Regions from separate parts of the Mus musculus genome. Here region 2 is linked to region 1. The links are chromatin loops, found by intact Hi-C in ENCODE. Cell type or tissue: left cerebral cortex. All regions are shown on one strand. Each heading gives the region's core, and the rest is flanking DNA. Links, peaks and the distances in the headings are about the cores only. Region 1 has its middle 35 kb from the start of Gm51648. Region 2 overlaps Snrpe (small nuclear ribonucleoprotein E).

What was found. Hi-C counts contacts between places; a loop is a spot of excess contacts. Peaks named below come from ENCODE experiments on the same cell type or tissue, not always from the same donor. Only the 100,000 strongest peaks of a DNase experiment are listed, where the experiment ranks them.
Region 2: it touches region 1 in a loop (2.4-fold over the local background); 8 of 42 quality-filtered maps call a loop at or near these places.

Annotation. Positions count from the first base shown.
Region 1 is chr1:133,173,289-133,185,139 of GRCm38, forward strand. It overlaps a transcript of Plekha6 not described here. Among named protein-coding and RNA genes, the nearest start is that of Gm51648, 35 kb to the right of the region's middle. RefSeq lists an enhancer at 7,380-10,929. In left cerebral cortex, for the core only: CTCF peaks have their summits at 4,321 (motif pointing right), 7,864 and 9,202; DNase peaks (open chromatin) are centred at 2,818, 4,352, 4,856, 5,590 and 2 more places; H3K4me3 peaks cover 1,485 bases; H3K27ac peaks cover 2,812 bases.
Region 2 is chr1:133,592,097-133,603,947 of GRCm38, forward strand. Snrpe (small nuclear ribonucleoprotein E) reads right to left here. Exons shown (of 5, transcript NM_009227.3): 5 at 11,775-11,851. It also overlaps the pseudogene Gm23939. Among named protein-coding and RNA genes, the nearest start is that of Snrpe, 12 kb to the right of the region's middle. In left cerebral cortex, for the core only: a CTCF peak has its summit at 4,825 (motif pointing left); DNase peaks (open chromatin) are centred at 4,465 and 4,729.

The sequences.
Region 1 (11,851 bases), core at 1,232-9,231:
GGTAGAGCAGCAACCTGGAGGTCCTAACACGTTACCTCCTGGGATTCAGAGACTTGTATCCCATCTAAACCTTGAGTGCTGAGGGCTTGGATGAATCACCCGCTCTTGGAACCAGCCTTGACCTCTGTGATGAGGGGTTCAGAGGACGCTGAGGCTCCATAGAGGATGAGCATTTGTGGTTCCCTGATGTGTCTCGGGGTCTGCCTCTGGCCCAGATGCTCAGGAGAGGTTTGTGGGCTGAGTGAGGACGGGCACCAAGCAGTGATTCTTTTTGTTGCCTTCATCTTTCTCCTTACTTGATGAAGATGTGGATGTTGGAATTAATGGGGGGAAAGGCGGCTGCTCGGACTGTGGCTTCCCCTGGAGTTTTTCTGTCCTTCCAGACCCCGGGCTGCTGGGTAGAGGCAAGACAAGAATCTGCATCCTGGACTCTTCAGCTTGTGATTTCGCTTCCTTGCAGGTTTGCCTAAGGGTTGGGAGATGGATTCTACCCCGGAAGGAGCTGCATACTTCATCAAGTGAGTAGATGGTTCTCTTCTTAACCTCACCTTTGGCCTGGCTTTTGTCCCAGTCACAGATTCCTCCTAGGGAGGGGAGGTGGTTAAAGGATCTGGCATATCACACAAGCTGTAGCCACGGGGTCTGTGGATGGCCTAGAGGCACTGAGGAGCACCAGGTAGACAGAAGCATGTGTCTGGTGGCCTAAGGGTCACTAGGGTGAGTCAATGAAAGGTATCTGGGGTAGGGTCCATGGACTGCTGGGCTGAGCTGAACCAGCAGAAGGACTGGCTCATGCCTGTATGGGATACTGTCACTGAAGTACCAGAAAAGGGTTGAAAGAGTCAGGTACTGAGATGTGAAGCGGGGTACAGAATGTTGGGGGGGGCGACTTCTTGGGAGCAAACAGGATGGCGGTGGTAAGGCCAGGCCCAGCTACTCTTGTTCATCTGGATGGGGGCCTCTGTAGCCCTTGGGATGTGGGGTGCTTTCTTTCCTCTACGTGATTGGCCAGGTCATATGGGCTTTGAGTCTTGACTCTGGGGTGGGTGAGGTAGGCCCTGGGAAGCTTCCTGGTTGGAAGCAGGTAGGCAGAGGATGCGACTCTTCCAGCATTGGAGGCCCACAGCTACATACTTGGGCTCATTTCCTTCTGTTGGAACTCACTGTCTTTCTGTCTGTCTCTCCATTGTCCTGAAAGTTCAGTTCTAGCTCCCTGCCAAAAGTGAAGCTCTGTGCCCAAGCCTGAGCCACCCCTGTATTCTGCAGCCTCCCAAGAGTCCTGATGCCCACTGCCCTGGTGCTGAGGTACTGACTCTGCCAGAGTTTCTAGGGAGGAAGGCGCCAGTCTTAGTACTTTTTTGTTTGAAATCCTCACCTCTATCGGGGCCTGGCGGTGCTGGTCTGTAATCCTAGGTACTCAGGAGACAGGAAGCAGGATCCCAAGTTAAAGGCCCACCCAGGCTATATAGGAAGTTCTAGGCCAGCCTGGGTAACTTAGGGAGACCTAAGTGAAGACAGGCTGGAGATAGAACTCAGTAGTAATCACTTGTTTAACATTTATGAGGTTCAGTACTATAATAATAGTAATAACAATAATAATACATTGCAATAGTTTTAACATGTCCATCTCTTAGGATAATCCCTGCATCAGAACACCTATACTTTAATTTATGTGTATGGGTGTTTTGCTTGCATGTCTGTGTATTACACGTGTGCAGTGCCACCAGAGGTCACATCTCCCCAAGAGAGGATGAATCCCCCAGTACTGGAGTTACAGGTGGTTGCAAGCAACCATGTGGGTGCTGGGAATCGAACCTGGGTCCTGCTCCTAACTGCTAAGCTACCCCTCCAACCCCCCCACACCCCTTTCTTGAGACAGGATCTCATTATTTAGCTCTGACTGGTCTGAAACTTGCTACTTAGACCTCATAGGGTTTCACCTGCCTCTGCCTTCCAAATATGGGGAGTAAAAGCATGCCCCACCCTGCCCTGCGGTGTTAGCCATATTTTTACAGTTAAAAAAAAAAGCCCTTTTGCACATGACCTATTTGGAAACCGCTCTGTCGTCACACGGCTCCACAGCTGACTCTCTGCAAGGGCACGCCCAGCCCTTGCTTGACATAAACACTCTGCACATTTCTCAGTCTTCAGGACATCATCTTGATAGTTTTTGGTAAGCATTCCCTTGCTGGGCTTGTTTACTGAACACTCTCCTGGTGTTTTATCTCGCCCATCCTTCACATTTACCACCCAGGGGCTGGAGAGGTGGCTCAGCAGTCAAGAGAGCCTACGTTGCCCTTCCGGAGAACAGGACTAAATCCTAGCACCCACTGCAGGCAGCTCACAACTGCCTGTAACTCCAGCTCCAGGGGGCCCCTGTGGGCACCTGCACTCGTGTGCACATACCCACACACAGACACATAATTTTAAAACGTACTATTTAAGATGGGGTGACGCGCCCACCTCTGTGACCTTCTCAGGACTGCTCTATGCTGAAGTTCACCTCTCTTTGCCTCTTTCACCTCAGACCCAGCAGGGCTTTTGCATGTACTGTCCCCTGTGCCCTGGGCACCTTCTCTTCCTCCTATATCCAGGTTTCTGGCTCCTACTTGTCGATTGGTTCTTCTGTGGTACTGGGGCCAAAACCCATGCTAGGCACAGCACCGCCAAGCCCAAGCCAGCGTGTTTACTTCTTGGTAGTACTCTGTTGCTGGGTAATCTTCGAGCACAGCCTCTGCTCACATTGTTTTCCGTTATCCTAGAATCTTTCCGATACATTATAGGAACCCGGCATTTACTGAAATAGGTGGGTGGGTGAGAAAAAAATGGAATATAAATAGGGACACAACTAATTACTGATTCAGCTACCAGTCTGTAACTCTCAGCAGAGTGTGAGCCCACATGAATTGTTTTCTCTGCATCCTTCTTAGAAGCAGAACGCCACAGCAGGGAGCCTCACGTTCCCTCCCCTGCCCCCGACCCCGTGGGTCCTTCACTCCTCCTGTCTCATTGGCTGCTCCCAGCCGTATCCGAGTTCATCCCTACCTAGACCTTTCTGGTGGTCTTCTTGCAAGAGTGTTTCCCCCTTCCCCCAAGAATATAAGATGTTCATGTCATTCTTTGCTAAAACTAAAACCCTTCCACATTTCCATCATTTACAGCTTAAGGCCTGAATTATGCTCCCCAGCATGTGCAGGTTTCCTGCCCAGGCTCAGTTCTGTCTTTCTCAGCCCTGTGGAGTCTGTGGTCCCAGTCTGCTCCTCGCTCTTCCCCTGCCATACCAAGGCTCTGGGGCTCCCCCCTCATCCACCTCCTTTCCACTTGTGGAAGCCCTGTGCGTGTGGGAACCAGTCTCCAAGGGTGTAGACTTCTCAAGTGGAACAGGCTTCCAGCTGATGGGGATCGGCTTTTCTAGGACCATCTCCAGACCATGGTTGAGGACCCCTCAAGGGGCAGGGGTAACCCAGGGATGCTCATGAAGTCTGGAGAGGGAGAGGGAGAGAGAGAGAGAATATTGTCTTATTGTGTATAATAATAAAAATATCCACAGCTTGTGAAAGCAGGAGCCACTCTCAGAGCTCAGGACTTGACTGAATTGCCTCATTTAATCCCTTGGTAAGCGAGGCTCTCTCATCTCCGTTTTAGCAACAGGAAAGCTGAAGTGGTTTCACCGCTGTGTTCTTATCAAGATGGCACTCAGCATTCTTGGTGCCTGGGGCTTCATACCCCTCACCAATGAGCATGTCAATGAACGAATGGATCCCGAATGCCTTATTTTCCATGAGCAATCCCTTCTCACCAAGGCGTCTGACATTTGGTTGGGATGTAAAGGGACTGATGACTCCATACATGGATTCCCAAGAAGTGATTTTTAAAAAATCAGATGTTGGGATAATTTGGGGTGATGTTTCTTCTAGCACATTTCACATTTGCTGGGCTGGGTATTTAACAAGGACAATAACTGTATCTCATTAAGCCGGATCCTTAATGGCATCCGAGGGTCGGGTCTTATGGGACCTGCTACTGTTGTACTACTCCAGTGTGTTGAGGTTTTAAAAGTGTCACTGCAAACCGGGCATGGTGGTGCACGAACGCCTTTAATCCCAGCACTTGGGAGGCAGAGGAAGGCGGATTTCTGAGTTCAAGGCCAGCCTGGTCTACAAAGTGAGTTCTAGGACAGCCAAGGCTACACAGAGAAACCTTGTCTCGGAAAAAAAAAAAAAGTGTCACCTCCAAGGAGGGGATTTGAGAGGAGAATAAACAAATAGGGAGTGGAAGGTGGTGTAGCTCACTGTGGCCTGTGTGCATTTACTGCACTGATCCACAGGAGGGCAGCAGAGCACACATGGTCCGCAGACCATGCCTTCCAAGGGATTTGAGTGATGACCCACTGTCTCACTTGCAAGGAACTGAGCGCCATCTTGACCCTCCTTTACTGCAGTTCTGTCACTGTGGGTCTGGAGGCTTTCTGAGACTTATGAGCCAGCTATGTAAAAGCAATTCCTAGCCAATAAGAGATCTGGCCCTGGTCTTTTGCTTCCTGCACAGGCAGTCTGTTGTAGAACCGGTCCCTTCTGTCTTTAAGAGTGCCTCTCCCTGTAGAGGTGTCTAGGCAGGAGACATGGCAGAGAGGTGGACGACAGAACCACACCTTGATAACACTTGTTGCTCCTCCACCCAGGGACCACACCCAGCTCTGGCGTGCCTTCCTGTTCTGGTCTGAACAGTTCCTGCAGGAAGTGCCAGATGGGCAGTTGGTTGGACACCTACTTGAACCCCTAGTACATCCAGGAGCTGCTCAGGCCATTCCAGGGGTTGCTGGAAGGCAGAGATACCGAAGGCAGGGCTCCACCCACAGATACTCAAGAGCCGGATGATGAAGCTCTGGTACTTCCACAGAGGCTGTGCAGGTCACCAAGAGTCCAGACAGACCCTCAACCTGTGGGTCACCTGGGGAGGCGAGAGAAAGGCACAGGACAGAAGTTCTGGTATAGGAATCCTACCAGCTCTGTCTCAAGCAAGGCAGATGTCACTCTGGACAGGAGAGAAGGCAAGGGGGTGATCTGCACTGCCAACAAACTTCATTTACAGAGGAGGAAAACTGAGGCTCAGCGGTCAAGTGCCCAGTTCAAAGCTGCTGCATTAGTCAGGGGTGGAGCTGAGTCTGGAACCTGAGTCTTGACAACTTCACTATCGGGCCTCCTCCCTGATTCCCAGTTAGTGGGTTCTGGGTGAAGGAGCGTGGGCATGGTCTCCAGGGAAAAGTGGGCCCGGAGGGGAAGTTAGTCCACCAGTTTAGTGACCCCCAGGGCCAGTGGGGAGTGTGGCGTAGTGATGATCTTTGAAGGTGTGAGTGAGTGAGATGAGACTGTATTGGGAATGGGAAGGCAAGACCCCAGAGGTGCTCTCTCTGGGGCTCCTTCTTCCTTAAGCTTCCTCCTCAGCCTTTCTCAGGAGCAGTTTGCTTCTCGGCTGGGCTAACAGAGGAGAGATTTAGACTTGGCAAGGCATGTTTGCTTTCTCAGCTCTGCCGCCTCCACCCTGCCAGCCCCATAAGGCCTCATACATCTTCCATTTTGCTCCCTGGCAGGAAGGCACTGTGCCCAGCCCAGTCATCCTTTGGCTTCTCACCCTCCTCCCCCCGGAGCCCCTGTGTCCTCCAGAAGCAGCCACCCTTCTGGCTTGGGCTTCTGGGTGAGCCAGAGCCTTGTCTGCAGCTCTCGCTCTGTCTGCCAAAGAGGAAACCCGCCCAGCGGGCCTGTCTGTTGGCTGCCCTCTCCAGCTGCCTAAGATTGCATGGCATTTGAGCTGGGGGTCCTTGTCCCCTTCTCTTCCCCTCTTGCGTACTGGGATCTCTCTCAACCCCACTTTGCTCCATTAACTTCTCAAGGCCAGGGACTCCCCAAGAGTCCCTCATTTCTGGCTGCCTGGAAGCCGACTCGGCCCCACCTGTACCAGACATCCTTGCCAAGTCCTGGAGAGCTGGGTAGGTGAACTGGGCCTGGCACGGGGCCCTTACTCACAACTTCCCTGCCCCTTTAGCCGAGAGGCTTTCCCACAGAGTCATTGAGGACCAGCCTGGCAGCTCATCTAGCTGAGGGAAAGAGAGGGGAAACCCTACCAAGAGAGCAGATAGGCTGCCATGTGCCCCCCTACCCTGAGGAGGCATGAGAAGGATTGTCCCTTAGGTACCTCCCCAGGCTCCTGGCTTGACTCCATCAAGTCTCTCCCATATCTCCAGTCTCCTAATCTATCTCTTCCTGGGTGCAGGAAGGGACGAGTTCTCTTGTGCCTTCTAAAGCAGATCCTTTTTTAAAGAAAGTGCTCCAGGTGACAAAAGACGATGTTCACCCAGGGATGTTCACACAGGGATTCTCATGCTCACATAGGGATGCTCACACAGGGATGTTCATGTTCACACAGAGATGCTCACACAGAGATGATGTTCACACAGGGATGCTCACACAGGGATTCTCATGCTCACATAGGGATGCTCACACAGGGATGTTCATGTTCACACAGAGATGCTCACACAGAGATGATGTTCACACAGGGATCCTCACACAGGGATCCTCACACAGGGATGGTCATGCTCACACAGAGATGCTCATGCTCACACAGGGATGCTCACACAGGGATGCTCACACAGAGATGATGTTCACCCAGGGATGTTCACACAGGGATCCTCACACAGGGATGCTCATGCTCACACAGGGATGCTCACACACCGTGGTTAGACTCAGAGTAGGAACAGGTTGCTTTCTTGCTTTGTTCATTTTTCTTTTGTGACAAGGCCTCATGTAGCCCAGACTGGCCTTGAACTCGTTGAGTAGCCAAGAATAGTTTTAAGCTTCTGATCTTACCTATACTGTATTTTATGGGGTGCTGGTTTGCAGACTCCCAGGGCTTCATTTCATGTACCCTGACGAGCACTCAACTGAGCAGACATCTTCAGCCCAGGCTGCTTTTTGTTTTTATTTTTTAAATCAAGACAGTCCACTTACAAATAACAATAGACTTATCAAGTGGGTGGAACCTTATAGGTATTCATCAATTCCTGCTTTTTGGAATGTTTCTATGTTCAGAAGTGGCCTCAAGCCAGGCAGTGGTGGCACATGCCTTTAATCCCAGCACTTGGGAGGCAGAGGCAGGTGGATTTCCGAGTTCGAGGCCAGCCTGGTCTACCGAGTGAGTTCCAGGACAGCCAGGAATGGGATACACAAAGAAACTCTGTCTCAAAAAACTCAAAAAAAAAAAAAAAAGTGACCTCAATGATATGGTCTCCAGCTTTGGGTCCAAGGTGTGGCAGAGACAAAACCCCTGGGAGTTAAGGGCAAATCCGTCCCACTCCTTTCTGATCCTGGTCCTAAAACCAAGGTTTCCCCTGCACTTATCCACTGTCATGGAGAATCTCCTTTCCCAGAGAGATGTGAAAAGAAACAGAGGCACAGTAGAGGGGAGAGATGTTTAAAGCTCCCTGCCCCTGCCCATCAATACTGAAGAGCACAGATTGAAGGCTTGGTCACTGGAGACTAGTCTGGGATGAAGACTATGAGATCCTATTTTGTTTTTGGTTATTTGTTTTTGTTTTAAATGGGTCCCAGAGCTCTCCTAATATTTTTCCTTTAAATTCATTGTGTTGAGGGATATGGAAGTATTAGGATCCTAGCAAAACCCTCTATGAAATGGTTTCTCTGTTTGGGGACAGTCACAGAACTGAAAAGCCACCACTGGGTGCACGAGGCCCCACCACAGTGCCAAACCCAGGGGCAACAGCATCCTGCAGTCTCCTGTGGTAGGACTCTTAAAAAACGCTGCTTACCCATACGCAGCAGGCCCAGATGCCCTCTGGGGGGCAGCCTTGTCCTGTCTGTGGGAGGCCGGGGAGGCTGTGCCCACCAACCCCTTCTCTGCGGGGAGGGTTACAAGGGTGGTTAGCAGCTCGTCACTGGTGTGGATGGAGTTAAACCTTTCAGGGGACTATTTACTCCTGATCCTAAGTGACAGCTTGGGGAGGGAGGGTCACGTGGTCCTGAAATCCCCACGGGAGCCGATGGAGCATGCCCAGCTGCTTCTGCCTGGGAAAGGTGCTGGATCCTGCAGTAACCACAACAGCATCCTCTCCCCGGAGCCAGGGACCTGCCAGCGAGAAGATGACTGATTAGATCAGATTAGATCCAGAGCGGCACTCTTCCGAAGGGGTCCCCAGGGGTGGGGGAGGAGGACCCCAGCTGGCCCGAGCTGGGGGAGGGGTGCCTCCGAAATCGCGCTTAGCGCTCTCAGCGCGGGATCACACCTCCGAGGCCCAGCCGGTGAGTCGTTTAGGTGCATCAGACCTAAGAGGTGGGAGAAAGAAGGCTAGGCTGGGGGGCAGAGCTGGCAGCCGGTGTTGGCCGCACAGGCCAGGGTTGCGTGCACTGCAGTGAACTGCCTTCTTCATCTTCAGCCTTGGCAGCGGTACATAGGGATCATGGATGCTGAGAATGCTAATTATAGCCTTTCTGTGACCTCACCCCTCCAGAATCCCTAGGATGGGCCGGCACCCTCTGAATTGATTACATTTGAATTGCGTCCCCGGGTGAGGGTAGCTTTGGGGCTGCCAACCTCCAAGGTGCAGCCCCGCCCTATCTCTAATTTTGTAGGGAAGAGAGATGGAAGGGTCCAGGGGTCAGGTTCAGGTCGGTGGAGGCTCTCCTTCCTCAGTGCAAGGGGTCAGAGGCTCTTGGTTTCTTAGGGGGTGTCTGCGGTTCAGTGGGTAGCTGCTTAAGGATTTGTGGGCAGGGGGATGATGGAACATGCCGTATTGGTGATGGAAAAGCAAACTGCCGCTGTTTAGAGCCCTAGGACTGGGCTATTGTGTGAGAAGTCTAGGGTTGAAGTGGTCGGAGATACGCAAGGGAGGGGGAGGGGGGAGGAAAGGGGGGTAGGAGGAGGAGGAGGAGGAGGGGGAGGAGGAGGAGGAGGGAAAAGCTGCTACTGGGAGATGCCCTTTGGGACTGCAAGCCAGTCTGGCTGGAGAGTGAGAGGTGGGAGATCTTGGATGCAGAGAGGCGGGCTCGAGCGTGGTGGGGGAGAAGGATGTGTCCCCCAGTAAGTTTCGCAAGAGGTGTGTAGCCTTCAGGACCGGGTAGCTCATCCCAAGTCCCTCAAGACCTCTCGCTCTCCATCTGGCATCTCCAGTGGCGCACTCAGCCGCCAGGGCTCCAGCATGCGTGGGCGGAGCCCTAGCTGGCACGCCTCTGCCAGAGCCCCTGTCCAGATGGCTGCGGGGCACTGCAGGTGCTGTCCCGGTCCTCCCACCCGGAGCCTCTGAACCCTGTGGAAGTGGGGAGGACTCTACGGGTGCAACTGTCCGGCAACCACCTCTGGGCAGCTGCGGTTTAGCCCGGGCAAAAGTCGAGCCCATCCTGCTAGCGGAGAGGAGTGCGCCCGTGTCTCAGCACCTGGGTCCGCGGCCGTGGATGGGAATAGGGGTGGGGGTGGAGCAGCAGTGCTTCCAGAGCGGTGGCAAGAGCGGCTTGGGCACCTGCACAGTTGCCTGGCTTTCCTTGCAGAAAGGAGCGGGGGTTCTGTGTCTCCGCACAACCATTCAGAGTGCTGGGCTGCAGATAATGAATTATTAAAAGCCTTTGGTTTCCCCTTTGGTGGCGAGGTGATAAACGTGTTAGCGCTGTATGTAATTAATCCTGGTGGCGTGCTGCGAGGGCTAGAGACAAAGGGGCCGCCCTCCCCTCAATTCGGCTGCTTTTTCTTTTTCACAGGAAGGCTATGGTGCAGGACACATTACATAGATAATTACATTTAGTGTGTCTGCCTGGATGATTGAGTTGGATTCTTCCTGCTCAGTGCAAATGAAGTAATTACTGAGGAAATCCAGGAGCCAGGCGCCTGCCCTGGCTGAGCTGCCGTCATTACCCCCCCCCCCCATCTTGGCCCAGTGGCGCCCAGGGGTGGGCTCAGCTGAGGCCCCTAGGATTGACTGCGACAGCACCCCAGACAAGGGTGAGGTGTCACGTAGTAGGCTGTGGATGACGCTCCTGTTTTCTCACTGCCTGCTCAGCAGCCCATCTGATGGACGCTGGACATTTACTTGGCCCCTGGGGCAGGTAAAGGCAGGAGGAAGGTGGCTGGGCTAGAGAGAGCTTGGTTTGCTGGAAAAGGCCCAAGCAGGAGGTTGACATAGCTGGAGCTGGCATGAGCCTTTCTCATTAAATACTCTCAGAACCAAACTTCTTTTGGGAGCCAGTGGGGAGTAGGGAAGCTGTGCATGTGCCCCCCAGGATCTTCCACGGCAGGTAGACTCTGGAACTGTGCACCACTATCTCTTAAAGTCTTTCAGAACCTATGTCTACCCGACTCTTTTCCCTCTGAGGCCTAGGACTGCCTTCCTTTGGGAAATCCTGTGGACCCAGACTCCTTACCTCATAACAGCTCCCTGCAGTGGCGGGAACATTCTCCTGTTTGATTGAGACCCTCAATTCCACCCTTTGGTTCTGGTGCTTTGAAGCGTCACAAAACATGCAGCCTTCTCTTTCACACGGGGATTAAAAAAAACAAAGTGTTGCCTTTGCAAACGCTGTTTATAGTCTGCATGTGGGCGCCGGGGCATTTTACATAGCCGCTTTTGAACATTTTAGGCTGTCAGCTTTATTTTCCCTTTACAAATAAACACAATATGTGCATTTTTGTTTATGGGTCCTCCCCTGCTCCCCTGGCATTTAAGATGGTTTCCCCCCCTCCTTAGGATAAACTTTAAGATACAGAATTTATATGATGGCCTATACTTTAGAAATTCTATTCTGTATTGAAATAGTTATTAAACACGGAACTGTGGAAAGAGATTTAGTATCTAAGTCAAACATTTTGGCTGATGTATCTTTTTTAGAATTTATTCACAAACATATGAGCAGATTCGTTGTGCCAACACACATACATATCATAACATTTTTTTTGTTTGTTGTTTTTTTTTTTTGTTTGTTTTGTTTTGGGACAGGGTCTCACTGTGTGGGCTTGGCTGGCCTGGAACTTGCTATATAGACTAGGCTGGCCTCCACCTGCCTCCTAAGATGGGATTCAAAGTATGCTCTAATAGGCCTAAACCATTCAATTTTTTGATCCAGCTGTATGCTGTTGTCGTATAAGCACCTCTCATGTTCTTATTTTTTATAATATTTTAAAGTCGTTTCTTAATGTTTCGTTCCATGTTTGTTCTAATTTTTTTTTTCCGAGACAGGGTTTCTCTGTATGGCCCTGGCTGTCCTGGAACTCACTTTGTAGACCAGGCTGGCCTTGAACTCAGAAATCCGCCTGCCTCTGCCTCCCGAGTGCTGGGATCAAAGGCGTGCGCCACCACGCCCGGCTTTTTCTTTTTCTTTTTTTTTGTTCTAATTTTTTACCTTTATGTTGAATGTAGATATTTTGTTTTTTTCTTTACCCTTTATTAAAAAAAGATATAATGAATATATACATATTCTAATCACTACACTTGTCAATGATGTTTTCCTCTGGAAACATTTCTAAAAATAAAATAAGTGCGTATTTAAAAAATATTTGGATAAAGTTTGCCAGATTCTACATTCAAAAGCACTCATTTACATTCCTAGCAGTTTTGTACAAGAATGCATTTTGTAGGACTGGTGGACTGGTTCAGTGGTTAAGGGCTTGCACTGCTCTTTCAGAGGACTGGAGTTCAGTTCCCAGCCCTGACTTCAGGTGTTCACAGCCACCTGTGACTCCAGCTGCAGGAGGACCTGACACCTGTGGCCTCCAAATGCACCTGCTCTCACGTGCACATACCCAGACTCCCCCAGGAGTTTAAAAAAATTCATAAAAATAAATCTTTCTTAAAACA
Region 2 (11,851 bases), core at 1,794-9,793, 420 kb after region 1:
TGATACATATGCAGCTAGAGACACGAGTGAAACCCATTATTTTACACAATTAGCATATGCTAACATGGTATGTGTGAAAGTACAGAGTTGTATGCAAAGATAAATTGTTTTGAGCCCAAAATAGGGTATTATAAGATTTATACTCAGTAATTACAAAGCAAAAATCTTTAGAACTACAAAACCAAAATAGAAAGGAGGGTTGTGGTTACTGCTTGGTGGCAGAGCACTTGACAAAATCCTGGGTTCAATCTCCAGAGTGTGTGGGTGAGAAAAGCCAAGGATTCAAAGTGCATCCAGAGAGAAAACCATCGAGCCACAAAAGAAGGAAACAAGAAAGGAAGGAATCAATTGTCTAAAATCAACCAGAAGGACGACAGCAGTAAGGTTTACTTTATTAATATTTATTTTGTTGTGTGTTCACGTGTAAGGGTGTGCACAGGCCATGGTGTGCATGTGGACGGTCCTTCTCTTCCAACAAACACACTTGAGGCAGCCTCTCTTGTGGTTTCCCACCGTGGCCCTCGAGCTTCCAGAGGATTCTCCTGTTCCTGCTTCCCATCTTGTTCTAGGGATGCTGAGATCACAGACATGTGCTACCACCTTTCACCTTTACATGGGTTCTATGGGCTCAGAACTCAGGTTGTCAGGTTTGTGTTTAACCTGATGAACCATCTTGCCACCTTGGTAGTAAGTTCCTACCTATCAATAAACTTGAATGTACATGGATTCAAGTCTCCGAAAATACAGGGTGTTTTAAAACAGGCTATATTAAAACAACAAACAAAAATCCAACTATGTGCTGTCTGGAAGAGAGTTGCAGACACACAGACTAAGAGTGAAAGAACAGAAGATATTCCACACAGATGGAAACCCAAAGAGCAGGAGCAGCCACAGTTACAAGTCAGTGAGATAAGGCAGGACTCTGGACATCCTCTTCTGGCTTTTATGCACATGGACATGTACACACATACTCTCTCTCTCTCTGCGTATGGGCACAGGCACGCTCACGTGCGCACCCCTCACCCCAAACTAAAACAGAAACAACACAGAAATTATGAGATACAGCAAAAGTAGTTCTAAAAGCAACAAAAACATTGACAGATGCCAACTAAATAAACATCACTCCTCAAAGAACTAAAACAAGAACTAAGGTCAAAGACAGGAAAACTAATAAAGATGATGAGAGCTGAAGTAAAAATTGAAATTAAGATCTGGGTTTTGGGCTGGTGAGATGGCCCAGTGGGTAAGAGCACCCGACTGCTCTTCCGAAGGTCCGAAGTTCAAATCCCAGCAACCACATGGTGGCTCACAACCACCCATAATGAGATCTGATGCCCTCTTCTGGTGTGTCTGAAGACAGCTACAGTGTACTTACATATAATAAATAAATAAATCTTAAAAAAAAAAAAAAGATCTGGGTTTTATTTGTGTTTATATGTGCGTGTGTTTATATGCATACACACATGCACGGCCATGGCACATGTGTGGAGGTCAGGTCTCCAGGCTTGTATGGTAAGCACTTTTACCCACTGCACTATCCTCTGTACTCAGGAGGTCCTTTTTTGAAGGCTGAACTCCTGTAATCCCAGCATTCTTAATACTACAGTGGAATGATCATGAGTTCAGGGCCAGCTTGTGCTACACATAGATACCCCATCACCAACCAGTTAGATAGCCTGTAAGAAATGCATATGTTCCTGCCAAGACTGAATCATGAAGAAATAGAAAAATCCAAAGCGGAGGGTGTAGTTCAGTAGTAGAGGTCACAGCAAGGAGGGAGAGGGAGAGGGAGAGACAGGGAAAACTGAGACAGACCAGGAGTGAATAAGGAAATTGAATCAGTAATAAAACCCTTAAAAGTCTGGAATACAGCTCAGTGCAGTAGAGTGCTTGATAATGTGTGTACAAGGTACTGGATTGAACCTAGTTACACACACACACATGCATGTATGTAAACAGGCTCCTAGCAAGGAAAAGTTCAAGACTGAATATTTTCACAGCCAAAATAACTAAGACAATTCTTCTTACTTTTCAAAAAAAAAAAAAATGAAATCAAAGTGGCGCCAACTCTTTTTCTATGGCTAGTATCACAGATACCAAATCCAAACAAGAGCAAGAGAGCAGCAGCACAAGATTTTTTCTTTTCTTTTTTTTTTCTTCCCAAGACAGTGTCTCACTGTGTATCCCTGCCCACTGGTCTGGAACCCTCTATGAGGCATTACGCTGGCCTTGAACTCACAGAGATCAACTGAGAGTCAACTGTTTATGTTAACTTCTAAGCATGAATAGACACAAGTTCTCCTACACCTTTAGAAGTTTCCGAAATCCCCAAGCATTTCTTCAGAAGAAGACTTGAATAGTGTGTGTCTATCATGCTAGAGAGGAGAACAGTAACAGCCTTGAATAGTGTGTGTCTATCATGCTAGAGGGGAGAACAGTAACAGACTTGAATAGTGTGTGTCTATCATGCTAGAGGGGAGAACAGTAACAGACTTGAATAGTGTGTGTCTATCATGCTACAGGGGGGAACAGTAACAGACTTGAATAGTGTGTGTCTATCATGCTAGAGGGGAGAACAGTAACAGACTTGAATAGTGTGTGTCTATCAATCATGCTAGAGGGGAGAACAGTAACAGACTTGAATAGTGTGTGTCTATCATGCTAGAGGGGAGAACAGTAACAGACTTGAATAGTGTGTGTCTATCATGCTAGAGAGGAGAACAGTAACAGACTTGAATAGTGTGTGTCTATCATGCTAGAGGGGAGAACAGTAACAGACTTGAATAGTGTGTGTCTATCATGCTAGAGAGGAGAACAGTAACAGACTTGAATAGTGTGTGTCTATCTATCATGCTAGAGGGGAGAACAGTAACAGACTTGAATAGTGTGTGTCTATCTATCATGCTAGAGGGGAGAACAGTAACAGACTTGAATAGTGTGTGTCTATCTATCATGCTAGAGGGGGGAACAGTAACAGACTTGAATAGTGTGTGTCTATCATGCTAGAGGGGAGAACAGTAACAGACTTGAATAGTGTGTGTCTATCATGCTAGAGAGGAGAACAGTAACAGACTTGAATAGTGTGTGTCTATCATGCTAGAGGGGAGAACAGTAACAGACTTGAATAGTGTGTGTCTATCATGCTAGAGGGGAACAGTAACAGACTTGAATAGTGTGTGTCTATCATGCTAGAGGGGAGAACAGTAACAGACTTGAATAGTGTGTGTCTATCATGCTAGAGGGGGAACAGTAACAGACTTGAATAGTGTGTGTCTATCATGCTAGAGGGGGGAACAGTAACAGACTTGAATAGTGTGTGTCTATCATGCTAGAGAGGAGAACAGTAACAGACTTGAATAGTGTGTGTCTATCATGCTAGAGAGGAGAACAGTAACAGACTTGAATAGTGTGTGTCTATCATGCTAGAGGGGGAACAGTAACAGACTTGAATAGTGTGTGTCTATCATGCTAGAGAGGAGAACAGTAACAGACTTGAATAGTGTGTGTCTATCAATCATGCTAGAGGGGAGAACAGTAACAGACTTGAATAGTGTGTGTCTATCATGCTAGAGAGGAGAACAGTAACAGACTTGAATAGTGTGTGTCTATCATGCTAGAGGGGGAACAGTAACAGACTTGAATAGTGTGTGTCTATCATGCTAGAGAGGAGAACAGTAACAGACTTGAATAGTGTGTGTCTATCATGCTAGAGAGGAGAACAGTAACAGACTTGAATAGTGTGTGTCTATCTATCATGCTAGAGGGGGAACAGTAACAGACTTGAATAGTGTGTGTCTATCATGCTAGAGGGGAGAACAGTAACAGACTTGAATAGTGTGTGTCTATCATGCTAGAGAGGAGAACAGTAACAGACTTGAATAGTGTGTGTCTATCTATCATGCTAGAGGGGGAACAGTAACAGACTTGAATAGTGTGTGTCTATCATGCTAGAGGGGAGAACAGTAACAGACTTGAATAGTGTGTGTCTATCAATCATGCTAGAGGGGGAACAGTAACAGACTTGAATAGTGTGTGTCAATCATGCTAGAGGGGAGAACAGTACAGTAACAGCCCAACTCAAATAAGCCCAGTCCTCTCCCTTACCTGACAAGCGTGGACCGACAAGAGTTGGCGCCCATGAATAGTAAGTCTAAGATTTTCAAACTTTTCCTTCCCTCTACCTGCCATGGACAGACCAGGCTCATATCAGTACTTAATTTTCTTTCAGGGCATGCCTCTCCAGCTCCCCCCAACCCCCTTTCAAGAATGTTACAAGAGTTAGTGGGTGGTTAGCAAGACCCTCTCTGAAACAAAGAGCCATTCCAGAAAAATAATTGCCCACATACCAAGGGCTGCCAACATGAGCTGCTTCCCAGTAGTTCAGTAGCCTTAATGAAGGGAGAGCAACGCCTCCCTGCAATACAAATTCTAGTTTGAAGAAAGGAGCTACAGATTGTGGAGAAGTCCAAGTTTAAAAGGCAAACACCACAGGCTCCACAGAGCAGGGAGCAGCAGGCAAAGATTTCTAAATACAGAGCTCAATTGTAAGAGCACCTATTTCTCACTAGATCATCGTTTGCTCTGTCAAAAATAGAACCTTCCACATCTTGATCCATTCAGAATAAGCCACAGCAGGCTCAGCTTTGCTTACACAGGGCAACCGGGTCAGAAAGGCCACACAGGGAAATGGAAAAAGCAGCCAGCAGGTTTTCTTAGGGATTATCCTGCTCCAGCTTTTATCCTCCTTCCCAGCTATTCTGGTGCCAAGAAAGCTGCAGGGAGGTCTTTAGCTCTGGTCTTTCATCAGCAGTCCCACCGCTCTAACTCCCTCTACTGCCCAGTATTTTCTTTACAGAGCTGGCTTAATGAATTTCAAACTCAGGCATGTTGAAAGTGCTAAAGTAGTCTACTGAAAATATAACCAAAGGGCACACATTTAGAAAGGAGATCGCTGTAGCTAAAGGCAGCTCCCAGGGGCTGACTTTTATGGTCATTACAACTCTCCTGCCTCAGACAGAGTGATTTTATTCACTTTAATGAATCTCAAAAAGAACTGGGACTTTAAAAAACTTTATTATAACTTATTTGGTGTATAATGTATGTGGGAACACAAGCTCGTCACATTCATGGAGGTCAGGGGACAATTGGACGCTGGCTCGTTCTTCCCCACAGTGTCAGGCTTGCTGGTGGGCGTCCAGGTGCTTTTACCTATGGAGTCATTTTTCCAGTACAGAAACTGAACTTCCTGGTGGACTTTCAGCCATCTTTACCTTTATCGTGATTTCAGATGGGCTCTGGGGCTGGGAGTGCTGCCCAGTGACAGAATGCTTACGTAGTATACACCAGGCCATGTGTTTGATCCCCAGCACCACAAAATATAAACATAGGATTGGCCTTCCTCATCTTGTAGTACCCACTAAGAACATAATACTAAAACTGTTAGCATGAGTGAGGTGGCACATGTTCATAGTCCCAGCTCTTAGAAAGCTGAGGCAGGAGGACTAGGCTTAAGGCTACCTGGGCCAAACAAGGGGAACCAACCTAAAATAAACGGAGAACCCCTGCTTGCTTGTGAATCTGTTTCAGTATTTGTTCAACTTTGCCTAGAAAACCTCTATTAATTGTCTATCACAATTATTACGCAAAGCTGGAGACTTCCAAGTGTGAGGGCTAGAATCTGCCCATGTGAGCTTTCAAGGGTGACAATCAGAATCAGGAGAAACAATACACTCTCCTAAAGGCAAAGAACTTACTTAAGAAGTAAGTGATGGTGGAAAAGAACCAATCCCCTTCAAGTTGTCCTCTGATGAAATGAGCATAATCCACACATGACACTGCACCAATATAGTGACAAAATAAACAAGGGCAAAAATACCTGCTGGAGGGAGGGGCAAACCGCACCCAAAGCACAGCCCCCTGACTGGGGAGGGGAGTAGTTGCTCTCCTGAGGCAAGGCAGGAGAAATGTGCAGTCCTTGCTTCAGGGCAAGCCCAAGACACCCAGAGGACAAGCCAAATTTCGGTGGAGCAATGATTTTGGCAGATGAGCTGCTGTGGACAGAGGGAGCAGCCAGGCACCATCTTGTCCTGATTTGACATAACTCAGGACAAGCCTGTAACCCCACACAGGGAGGTCAAAGACTCAGGAGGAAGCTGTCCCAAATACTTCCATCACCTTTGTGACCCCTTCAAGCCTACTTTTGCACACATGTGCTGTAGCATCCATATGACGTCAGAAGACAACTTACAGGAGCTGGTTCTCTTCCATGTGTCCTGGGGGTTGAACTCAGGGAATCTGGTTTGGTAGCAAACAACCTCATCTGCTGAGCCATCTTACCAGGCCCCTTACTCTCTACATTTTTATTTATTGCTTTACAATTTCTTGCTCTTCAGGTTTTTGTCTCATTTTGTTGGTATGATTTGTTTTTCTTCTTCCAGACAGGGTTTGTGTAGCCTTGGCTATCACTCAGAGAATGCCTACCTCTGCCTTCTAAGTGCTGGGATAAACAGCATGCGCCACCACCATTGAGCTTTGTATGTTTCCTTATTTCTTAGCTCCCCTCCCGCTTTTCCTTCCAGGATCCTCTCTATTTTGGCTACCTTAGCTCCTTCTTGCTCTTCTCCTCCCTCCCTATTACACCTGTTTCACTGCATCTCAAAGCATTGACTTGCTCTGCTTGTGTTTCTCCCTCTTCCCAGCCAGCTTCCTTTATTTCAGCCCTCCCTATTTCCACACTTCCCTAAATATTTTTAACTGCACAGTCAGCTCACCACTGTTTTATGATCTCTGGTAATGTAAGGAGCATGATTGGTTCAAGGGAAACTTAGCTCTTGTGCAGGTTGATGCTGCTGTAGTTTCAAGTGTTACCTTCCCACTGAGTCACAGGGAGGGAGGGCGAAGTCTTCCAGCATAGGCTGCTCAAGACTGGCGGTGGTGGTCCATGCCTTTAATTCCAGCACTCAAGAGGCAAAGGCAGGTGGATTTTCATGAGTTCGAGGCCAGCCTGGTCTACAGATTAAGTTACAGGACAACCAGTGCTACACAGAGGACCCCCCCCCCCAAAAAAAAAGACAAAACAAAAATATTTAAAAAAACAAAACAACAAAACCCCAACCCTTCCTTGACCCACATAAAACACAGTAAGCAATGAACTCAACTGAACAGAAGACCGTCCGGGTGGAGCCTGCAGACTGACAGGGTCAACCTAAGGCCATCCAGAGTCACTCAGAGAACAAGGCTCCAGCAGGCCTGAGGGGCTTTAGATTAGGCTACTTGGCCTGTGAGGGATTATGGTAGAAGGCCCTCCTTAAGGAAGGTGGCACCATCACCCGGAAAGTCCTGCCTCCCCACCTTGGAAAAGGAAACCAGCTGAGTGACAGCAACCACCTTTCTCTCTTCTGACTGCAGACGGCTGCTTCCAGCTCCTGCTGCCTTGACTTCCCTTCACAAAGGACTGCATTTCAAACTGAGTCGCTAAAGTAACACTTTCCTTCCTTAGGCTGCTTCGCCAGGTCATTTTGTCACCGTGAGGAACAGGCTCACAAAGTGCACCAATAAAGAACAAATAAATGGGCAGAGGCATAACATCCAATTATTGGCATTGTGATCAACAGAGCAATCCATGGTATGGATAAGGAGTGGAAATGCTAATGGTATGATTCTATTCATGGGATTCTCATAGAAAACCTTTCAGATCAGGAGAAAAAGACATTGCAACATAAGAGGTATTTGAAACCTCAAATTAGAAAATGCATGGACATCATAGTAGAGTCAGTCAGGCAGTGGTGGCATACATCTTTAATCCCAGCACTTGGGAGGCAAAGGCAGGTGGGTCTCTGTGTGTTCTTAGATAGCCTGGTCTACAGAGTGAGTTCCAGGACAGCTAGGGCTACACAAACTCTGCCATGAAAAAACAAACAAACAAACAAACAAACCCCTCAAACACACACACACACACCCCATAGTAGAGTCAAGATACTAAAAGCTAAAAGGCAAAGAAATGACATTGAAAGCTAAAGGGGAAATGTCAACTTAGTTGCAAAGGCAATTAATACTAGGTCTCTTGGGGCTAGGGAGATGGCTTGGTGGGTCAAGCCATCTGATGACCTGAATTAGATACCTGGAACCCAAATTATGGAAGGAGACAGATTCCCACAAGTTGTCCTCTGATCTCCACATACATGATTTGAAACACATACACATGAAACAAATGATAAGACTTGAAATCCTTGAACTTAGAGGAAATTATAAAAACTGTAAGATAAAAGCTTCCTGAAAAGGATTCCAATCGGCACAAGACATTTCCCAAGAGCTGGAAAATGAGTGATAGTCTAAGTGAGGGGGAAATCTTTGCCACAATGATCAATCCCACAGGGATGTATAGAGTATACGGAGAACTCCAGAAAGTGTCAACACCCAAAGCAGACCATCTAATGAACCGGGAAGGCAAACTGCAGTTTCAAAAATAGTCACAAGTATTGAACATCCTTAGCCAACAGAAATGCAAATTAAGTGATTTGAGGAGCCTGGCAGTGATGGTACATGCCTTTAATCACAGGAGGCAAAGGCAGATGGATCTCCTAGGTCAAGGCTGGTCTGGTCTACAGAGTGAGTTCCAGCACAGCCAGAACACAGATAAACTCCGTGAGGGAGAGGGGAGAGAGGGAAGGGGAAAGGGGAGACAGGGGAGGGGGGGGAAGGACTGATTTGAGGATCTAGGGATATGCTCAGAAATAAAATGCTTACGGCAGCATGAGAACATGAGTTTGATCCCAGGCAGTAGGGAAGTATGTCTGTAATCTTAGTGCTTCTGAGGTTGGACATGGAGACAAGTGATTCCCTGGAAGCTCATGGGCCAGTCAGCTTGTTACATTTAGCAGTGGACAACAACAAAAGACTCAGTCTCAAAGTGGAAGATGAGGACCTATAACTTCCATATGCATGCCATGCCATACATACACCTATAGTCTCTCACACAATCACAATCTAAACTGAGACTCCATCTCATTCATCCCAATCAAAACAGCTATCCTTGAGGGGGAAAAAAAAAAACAAAAAACCCTAACAAATCCCAGTGCGAGTGCTGGAAAGAGAAACTTACTGCTGCTGTTCAGGCCACAAGCCTGATAGTGATTACTAATGTCTGCATGAAGGTTTCTCAAAAGACAGAAATGTTACTGTGGACATGACCATAAAGAGAAAATTCCCATGAGGTTTTTCATATGCTACTTGACTAGCAGTTACCCTGTTGGGTACATGCGGGGGGTGGGGACACAGAAATGTCATATGGCTCGCACGGACTCAAAAGATTGGAGAGACTTGCACTTCCACGTTTACTGTGGCACTTTTCACAAGTTAGCCTAAATGTCCCTTAACACGAATGGAATAAAAGAGCATGGAATACACGCCAAATCCTGTTCATCTGTAAACATCAGATCATCACACTGACAAGGAAATTGGTAAGATGGGCAATCTCGATCCCAAGCAAACTACAGGAGACTCAGACAAGTTCCATCAAGGAAACCTAAAGGGAGGTGGGCCACTTAGGGGAAGGAAGGGATCCAGGCAGATGGGGTTAGGAGACAGAGGAAAGGGAGGGGGCTGATCAGACTACAGTATAATGACGTATGTATGGAAATGCCACAGTGAGTGTATTACTTTGAATACTAACTTAAGGGCTGTGTGTGAAAATCCCAAGGAAGGAGGTATTTATTAAGACTTGGGTATGTAGCTCAGCTGGTAGTGTTTGCCTAACATGCTCAGAAACCTGTGTTCACTCCTCAGAACTACACACAACCAGACATGATAATGTATGCTGGCAATCCTAATACTTGGGAGGTAGAGGCCGAAGATACGTACAGTGTTCAAGGTACATCCATCTAAATACTGAATTAAAGTCCAGACTGAACTACATGAGACCCTGTTCCAAAAACAAAATAAAACAAACTAGGAGCCCATCAGTCATATTGATACATGGCTACAGTCCCAGCAGACTGAGGCAAGATCATGAATCTGAGGTCAGTCTGGATTACCCAGCGAGTCAGCACCTAAAGAGAAAAAATATAAGAGCCAGTGGCTGGGTGGAAAACTGGCTAAAAGGAAGAGCTACCACTCAACCATGAAGATCCTTAAGAATCACAGCATCCATCAAGAGCAGCTGGTAACTCCAGCTCCAGGGGATCTGATGCCCTCTTCTGATTCTATGGACACTAGTAGATTGTTTCAGAGACATACATACATACACAGATACGTGCATACACAGAAACTAAGATGGCTTGCTGGGCAAAGGCAATTGGGTATTAGCAACAACCTGAGCTGGCCACCTAGATTCCATGGCTCAAGGAGAGAATCTACTCATCAAAGTTGTCTTCCGACCTACACAGATGGCCACGACACCCGTATACATAGTGTATGTGCATATACAGACAGACAGACAAACACCCACACACCAATTGGTTTCCACATGGAGAACTGATTCTTGAAAGCTGTTCCAACCTCAGTATTTCTGCTATGTCGTCAGCAAGCACATCCTCATCAGAGACCCAGAAGAAGAAAGCTAGATAGTGATGGCTCACAACGGCAGCACTCAGGAGGCAGAGGCAAGTGATGCTGTGAGTTCAAGGCCAACCTGGTCCAGAGAGTTCTAGGATGGCCAGAAACGTACAACGCTGTCTCAGAAAACAAACAAAAAAAACTAACAAAACAAACAACCCCCCAACAACAAAACAAAAACCCAGACAACAAAAAACAAGGTTTTTTGTTTTGTTTTTTTAAGGGGTGGAAGCACATGTTTATGCATGCCTGACATTGTCTGTCTTCCTCACATACTCCCATCTTACACTTTAGGGAAGTCTATCACTAAACCCACAGTTTGCAGATGGTGTTTCCAGGTTCCATTTCTACCTCCTAAGGACTGGTATTACAGGCAGACCACAAGGCACCCAACTGTCATTAGGTTCTGGGGTGCTAACTCCAGTCCTCATGCTTGAAAATGTTTACCCACTGAGACATTCCGCAGGCCAAACAAATTAGCATTATCATTTGGGAAGGAACCTAAATCTTTACAGATGAGAACAAGTAAGTCTTTTCAGTATGCTACTATTTTACCTAACGACTAATTTACCAGGTGTTTGTGGTCTTTCCCAAACTAAGATTCCCAAGAGCTTCCTATTAGTTTTTTACATTTATCTGACTTGTACTTTAAAGGTATCTCACTCTACCCTCCCTCCTAGTCCGCTCTTGAGCCACTCTTGCTATCTAGCCTGGACAGACCTTGTCCTTCACTCCACCCTCTTCAATCTCCTGCTGGGTTACAGGCACAGGACACCATACCTGCTTTCCACATTCTCATCTTAGTGATAAGATTCTCAATTCTTCAGTGTCTCAGTAATTGCTAAGCAAACAGAACTACAAGCATGTTTGCAACCTCCTGCACTTACAAGTGCTGGTGTCGCAGTACTCAGAAGTCAGCGGTGGGTTTTTGTTCTGTAACACTGGGGATCTAACAGGGCCTCACGTGTGACAGACAAGCACTTAGAACTGATGAGTACATCACTAGTAAAAAACAAAACTTGTTTATTTTCAATTACCCCCTCCCCCCCAGCCTTTTCCACCAACCTTAGCAGCTTACCTGTGCAGGCAGAATTCTTAATCTGCCTCAAGAACGTACAGATCCATGCTCCGAGAAAAGCAAATGTCAAGGGGGACTGGAAGCCCTCAGAAACCTTAAATACCGACCCTAGGTAAAAGCATTTTGCCACCAGAATGAAACAATGTAAAATTTTAACAAAAACTTCCTACAGCATTTATTGTCACCTAATAATAATGTGCAAGTAAAACAAGTTGAGTAAAT